Regions from separate parts of the Homo sapiens genome. Here region 1 is linked to region 2. A link is an interaction called in ENCODE POLR2A ChIA-PET data of the cell type or tissue named here. Cell type or tissue: PC-9. All regions are shown on one strand. Each heading gives the region's core, and the rest is flanking DNA. Links, peaks and the distances in the headings are about the cores only. Region 1 has its middle 11 kb from the start of INSM1. Region 2 overlaps RALGAPA2 (Ral GTPase activating protein catalytic subunit alpha 2).

What was found. Peaks named below come from ENCODE experiments on the same cell type or tissue, not always from the same donor. Only the 100,000 strongest peaks of a DNase experiment are listed, where the experiment ranks them.
Region 1: POLR2A ChIA-PET joins it to region 2 with 20 read pairs; 3 of 35 experiments call an interaction of 5 or more read pairs at or near these places.

What each region holds. Positions count from the first base shown.
Region 1 is chr20:20,377,391-20,380,309 of GRCh38, reverse strand. No RefSeq gene overlaps it. Among named protein-coding and RNA genes, the nearest start is that of INSM1, 11 kb to the right of the region's middle. In PC-9, for the core only: no CTCF peak of the experiment used is centred there; no DNase peak of the experiment used is centred there.
Region 2 is chr20:20,548,504-20,551,422 of GRCh38, reverse strand. The region is part of intron 23 of RALGAPA2 (Ral GTPase activating protein catalytic subunit alpha 2); the gene reads left to right. Among named protein-coding and RNA genes, the nearest start is that of RALGAPA2, 160 kb to the left of the region's middle. In PC-9, for the core only: no CTCF peak of the experiment used is centred there; DNase peaks (open chromatin) are centred at 1,502 and 2,522; H3K27ac peaks cover 2,500 bases.

The DNA.
Region 1 (2,919 bases), core at 132-2,631, 170 kb after region 2:
ATAGAACGTGGCCTGGGCACGTGGTGGCAGGCGCATGGTGGCGTGCGCCTGTAATCCTAGCTACTCGGGAGGCTGAGGCAGGAGAGTCACTTGAACTGGGGAGGTGGAGGTTGCAGTGAGCCAAGATCGAGCCATTGCACTCCAGCCTGGGTGACAGAGCAAGACTCGGTCTCAAAAAAAAAAAAAAAAAAAAAAAAAAAAAAGAAAAGAAAAAAAGAAAGAAGAAAAAAGAAAAAGAAAAAAAAGAAAGTGGCCCGGGCAAGCTAACTTTCAGCAATATCCTCACTGTGGAGCTGCTTACGACGCCACCATTCACAGTGAATTCTTGCCTCTCTTACAGTTTGCATCTGCAGCACGTTAAAGCAAAGCAAAAAGTGGTGTCGAATCTAGAATCTGCTACGACGCAGATACCAGTGTGAGCCGTAGTTAACATCACGCAGTACTAAATTTACCCAGTTCTCTCGCCAGCATCTGTTATTTGTGTTTGCAAGTTGGGTCATGTAGAAATAACAAGTTTCTCCAATGCGTAAGATAAGAAATAACTGGAAATGATGTTACATTTGGCTTCTCGCTCTCTCTCCCGGATGGGACTTTCAGCCCATTATTTTGGAGTCAAATTGCCAAAGCACAAATCAACTGTTTCACGGTCTGGACTGAGAACCATACATGTTCCTGGGCCACCGTATTGCACTCCCTGCTGTAGGAGCCCCTTGACAAGTAGGTGGAACCAAGGCCCCGGTATTTCACTGTCCATTTGAATTCTCCCACACTGGAGCAATTGCTGCCTTGGAGGTTTCTCTTTATGAACTTTCTTGATCTCAACTAAATTTCCGCACTTTCAGCCCACATCATTTCACAGGGCCTTCCATTTCTTCAGATGTTACACAGGGTAATGACGGCTCCAACCTCTTGGAGGCATTGTGAGAACTCACTGAGTAATTCATATGAAGACCTTGGACCACGCAAAGTTGGTCAGCTAAAGTTGCTGAGTTAAAGTTATCTTCTGTCTTTAACTCAATTTTTAATGAATTGCTACCAAACATCCTTAAAATGTTAATATGAATTTAGTCTGTTAGCATTGTTATGAACCCATCGTGAGTTGGGGTTAGCGTCCCTGGGTTGGTGCCCAAGCCATCAACCCTTCCGAGGCCAAATTTACTGGGGCAACAACTGGGAGAACTTACTCTATGACCAAGACCTCAAATTTTTAACCAGTGCCTGTAAAACATCAACGGACATAGAGATTCCCTGGGGATCCTGTTAAAATACAGATTCTGACTTAGGAGGCCCGAAGCATGGCTGGCACTTCTGCTCCCAGGGGATGTGGACTTACAGGTCCTTGAGCCACACTTTGAGTGGCAGGGCTCTAAATGATACATACTACAGAAGTACAACACGTTGTCCACCAGCACCACTGTAAGGGAGATGCTCATGGGACAGGGTCAGAAACCTGCTTTAGAAAAAAGTTTCAAGTAATGGTTGTGAACCTCTAATCAGAGCAGAATTCTCATTGGTGGACATTGATCTATATCCTCCAAATGCTCAAACGCTAGCACAATTAAAAGAGGTCATCAGTTGCCAGGAAGGTGCTTGTTGCTATTAAATTAACACACTTTTGAAACAATTCAATTCTGAGTTAAAGTTATATTCTGTCTTTAACTCAATTTTTAAGTTAATGTTTACAAAAATCCTTGAAATGTTAGGTTAAGCCATATAAAATTATTGATAGCAAAGTTTTTATTTTTACTTATAAAAACAGCAATGAGCCAAGCACTCACACTTGTAATCCCAGCACTTTGGGAGGCTGAGGCGGGCAGATCACTTGAGGCCAGGAGTTGGAGACCAGCCTGGGCAACATAGTGAAACCCCATCTCTACTAAAAATACAAAAAAAAAAAAAAAAAAAAAAAAGCCAGACGTGGTGGCACACACCTGTAATCCCAGCTACTCAGGAGGCTGAGGCACAAGAATCACTCAAACCTGGGAAGCGGAGGTTGCAGTGAACTGAGATTGTGCCACTGCACTTCAGCCCAGGCAACAGAGTGAGATCCTGTCTCAAAAAAAAAAACAAAAAAAAAAAAACAAAAAAAACAGCAATGTCCTATGGTTCAACCTAAGAGTTGTGACTTCACCTGACAAATTAAACCATCACTGCAGTGAGAAAACAACTTTCAAACCAGGAGATAACCCTCCTGTTCTGTGTAGATTTCTGTGGCTGACTTAACAGATTGTGATTTGTGTGTGTTGTCTGAGAGTTCCTGTAACTGATATGAACAGGAACAATATTAATAAAACTATCTTGGAAGCCGTTTCCAACTTTCAGAAAAACTAGTAAACTTCCTTATTTAAATTATCAGGGCCAGGTGTGGTGGCCCACACCTGTAATCCCAGCACTTTCAGAGGTCAAGGTAGGAAGATTGCTTGAGCCCAGGAGTTCGAGACCAGCCTGGGTAACATAGTGAAACCCCCATCTCTACAGGAAATAAAAATTAGCCAGGCATGGTGGTGTGGACCTGTCATCTCAGCTACTCAGAAGGCTGAGACAAGCGAATCACTTGAGCCCAGGAGATTAAGGCCACAGTAAGCCATGATCATGGCACTGCACTCCAGCCTGGGTGACAGAGTGAGACCCTGTCTCAAAAAAAACAAAAACAAAAACAAAAATCAGGTTAAAAAAACATGGCACCTTGGCCAGGCATGGTGGTTCATGCCTGTAATCCCAGCACTTCAGGGGGTCGAGGCAGGTGGATCACTTGAGGCCAGGAATTCGAGACCAGCCTGGCCATCATGGTGAAACCCCATTTCTACTTAAAAAAAATACAAAAATTAGCCGGATGTAGTGGCACATGCCTGCAGTCCCAGCTACTCAGGAGACTGAGGTGGGAGGGTCACTTGAGCCAGGGAGGCGAAGGTTGCAGTG
Region 2 (2,919 bases), core at 306-2,805:
AAATACTAGTTTGGTGATCTGTTCACTATATTGCAACATTTTGCAGGATGAATTTTAATTTCTTTGAACAAAAGCTTGTGAAAGATCTTTGTCTACGTGTCATATGTTCAACTCTCAAGAATAAACCTCATTTTATTTTAGATTCCATATATCATTGAGCCTATTGTTTAGTTTGTGGTTTAGTCTATTTAACGTGTGAAAAAGAAACTAATTCTTGCTATAAAACTAACTTGAACTTCTTTGTATTAAGTTCTAGAACTCCTTAGAAAAATGAATCCTAGAAAATCTAAAATGATAATTTTCCTGTTTTTCTTTCAGTATTTGCCTTGTAAAACACTATGGCTAATTGCCGTAAAGCTTTGTTAAGGGTGTTGCTTGAAAGCACTAATTTCTAGAGCTTTTGAATTTCTGGGGTAATGTGCGATCTAAGAGGCTTGTTTGTGTGCCACCTTTGAAATGTCTTAAACTATTCTTTCTGTAGATCAGCAAAATAATAGTTCACTGAATTATACAAACTACACCTATAAAGTAAATTTTACAAAGTAAAACTCTTCAGAGTCCTTCTCTTTTTGAAAAATAATTATTTACTTGCTATTCTACTTACTTCTTTATGGCTCTTTTCATTTTACAAAGGCATATGTTCTTATCTCCTATCCCATTACATACAGCTCCGTAAGGGAGTATCATTTCATTTTACGGAAGAGAAGCATGAAGCTCTGGGTATGACATGATCTGCCCACAGTCACACAAGGCTTTGGACCTAGGCCTCATGGCTCAAGTTCTAGAGTTCTTTTCACCACGTCAGAGTGCAGGGCCGTTTCTCACTAGCCATCTCAGTGGAGGCAGCGCTGAATAGCATTGAATCACACAGTAGAAAGGATGGCCCCTTTCCTCCTCTCTGCAGGTCCTTGTGATACTGTTAGGTAGGCCAGCTGGAGTTGAGAGAAGTTATTCTTTCACACCACCCTGACATTGCATTCTGTGCTTATATTCAACAAGGAGAGCTGCTCTCAGACCCAGAGTCTTCATCAGAGGATGGTATTTTTAGCAAAAATTTAGCAGCATTGATTACTGTCATTGTATTACTTGAGTTACTTTTTACTTATGAGAAAGGATACACATAAATTTTTCAGAATAATTGGGCCATTATTCTAAGCGAAGTAACTCGGGAATGGAAAACCAAACATTGTATGTTCTCACTCATAAGTGGGAGCTAAGTTCTGAGTACGCAGAGGCATAAGAATAATACAGTGGACTTTGGGGACTTGGGGGAAAGGGTGGAAGGGGATGAGGGATAAAAGACTACAAATTGGGTATAGTGCTTACTGCTTGGGTGATGGGTGCATCAAAATCTCACAAATCACCACTAAAGAACTTACTCATCTGACCAAATAGCGCCTGTTCCCCAAAAACCTATGGAAATAAAAAAATTAAAACATGAGTCACTTTGAAAAACCTGTTAGGCAAGTAATGTTCACTTTGGACAGGGAGATGGCAAAAGGCATGAGGATTGCACATGAATGACTCATGTCTGAGAGCATCATTCTTTCCCATGTATATATAAAGCCCTGGAGGCTGTGAGGAAGGTTTCAGATTTTTATTATATTTTTCAAAGACTTCTGTTATAGCTGTGTCTTAATGTATGGTGGGGATGGTGAAAGAAGGATTCTACTGAGTTAGAAATGAGTGGGGCATTTTGTGGATGTCCCACTATTGAGAATATGCAGCGGCTCTTCTTTGAGTACCACGTGGTTATTCCTAATTTTAAAATGTTATCACAAAGATACAGTCTTCGAGTTGTTCCACTTCAGTGTGGAGAAGCAACGGAAGCAGGCATATGGCCATAATTTGGCTGACTGGTCATATAGTTCCCTCTTTAACCCCCCCATTTACCCTCCCCCAGTGCTGTCTTTGGCGACTTCACACAGGCGCTGTGTCTCCTCAGGGCGCTGTCTTACGTGGGTGGCAGGGTAGGGTAGGCTAGCCATCTGTTATTTTGCCCTCTCTTTCCAACCTTCTTGCTCATAGTAGCAGGTTCCGTTGAAGTGATTGGCTGAGGTCCAGGGGGTGAGGGAGCCATGTGACTTTATCTCAGCTACATGCCTATCTGCTGTCTTTAGCATCAGTATAGCAACTTAGTCATATTTTTTGAATGCCCCATTTTACAGATTGTTGCCTTTACACATACAAATCTTACAATGCAAAATGGATTCATTTACAAATTGTGGTATTAGCTTGTTAAAGGATTTAGTTCATAATTCCCATAAATTTAGCCTAGAAAAGCATTTTTTAATTAAAACTCTAAATTCCAGTGGTGAAAAGGGGCTTATTTGATTCAAGTATGTGCTAAAGATTTTTAAAGCCCACAAGCTTCAAGGTTTAGTTCCACATCTCAACAGATGGAATTAACACAAGCATAACAAAGTTAACATCATGGTTGTTTGCATTATTAATCTTCAAATGCATGGCATTCTGCTACCTTGCTAGCCAGGTTTGCACGAATCCTTTCATTGCAACATATGTCAACAGAAATGTGCTTCCATCTGCTGCCGGATAGCTTGATGCCTGATATTCCGAGACAAGTCCCAGCACAATGAGTACCTCTGTGAGTAATTACAGGTGTGTGCTGAGGAGCCTAGGGCATTAATCAGAGGCTTAATTATGAAAAAGGTGGATCTTTTGTTCCACTCTTGGATCCTGAGTTTACCACACACTTTCTAAACTGCAGCATCCATCTGCTCGGTCCCTTAGAATGTTTGCCTTGACTGATATGGACCTTAAAGTGTATCAAAGGACGTGATTAAAGCAGGCTTAAACATTAACCTGGAAGAAGCATGGTTCATGTTTTTTTTTCTTCCTTCCTTCCTTTTTCACTTATCTATTTATCTGTTTATTTCTGATGTAGGAAAAAAGTCTGCT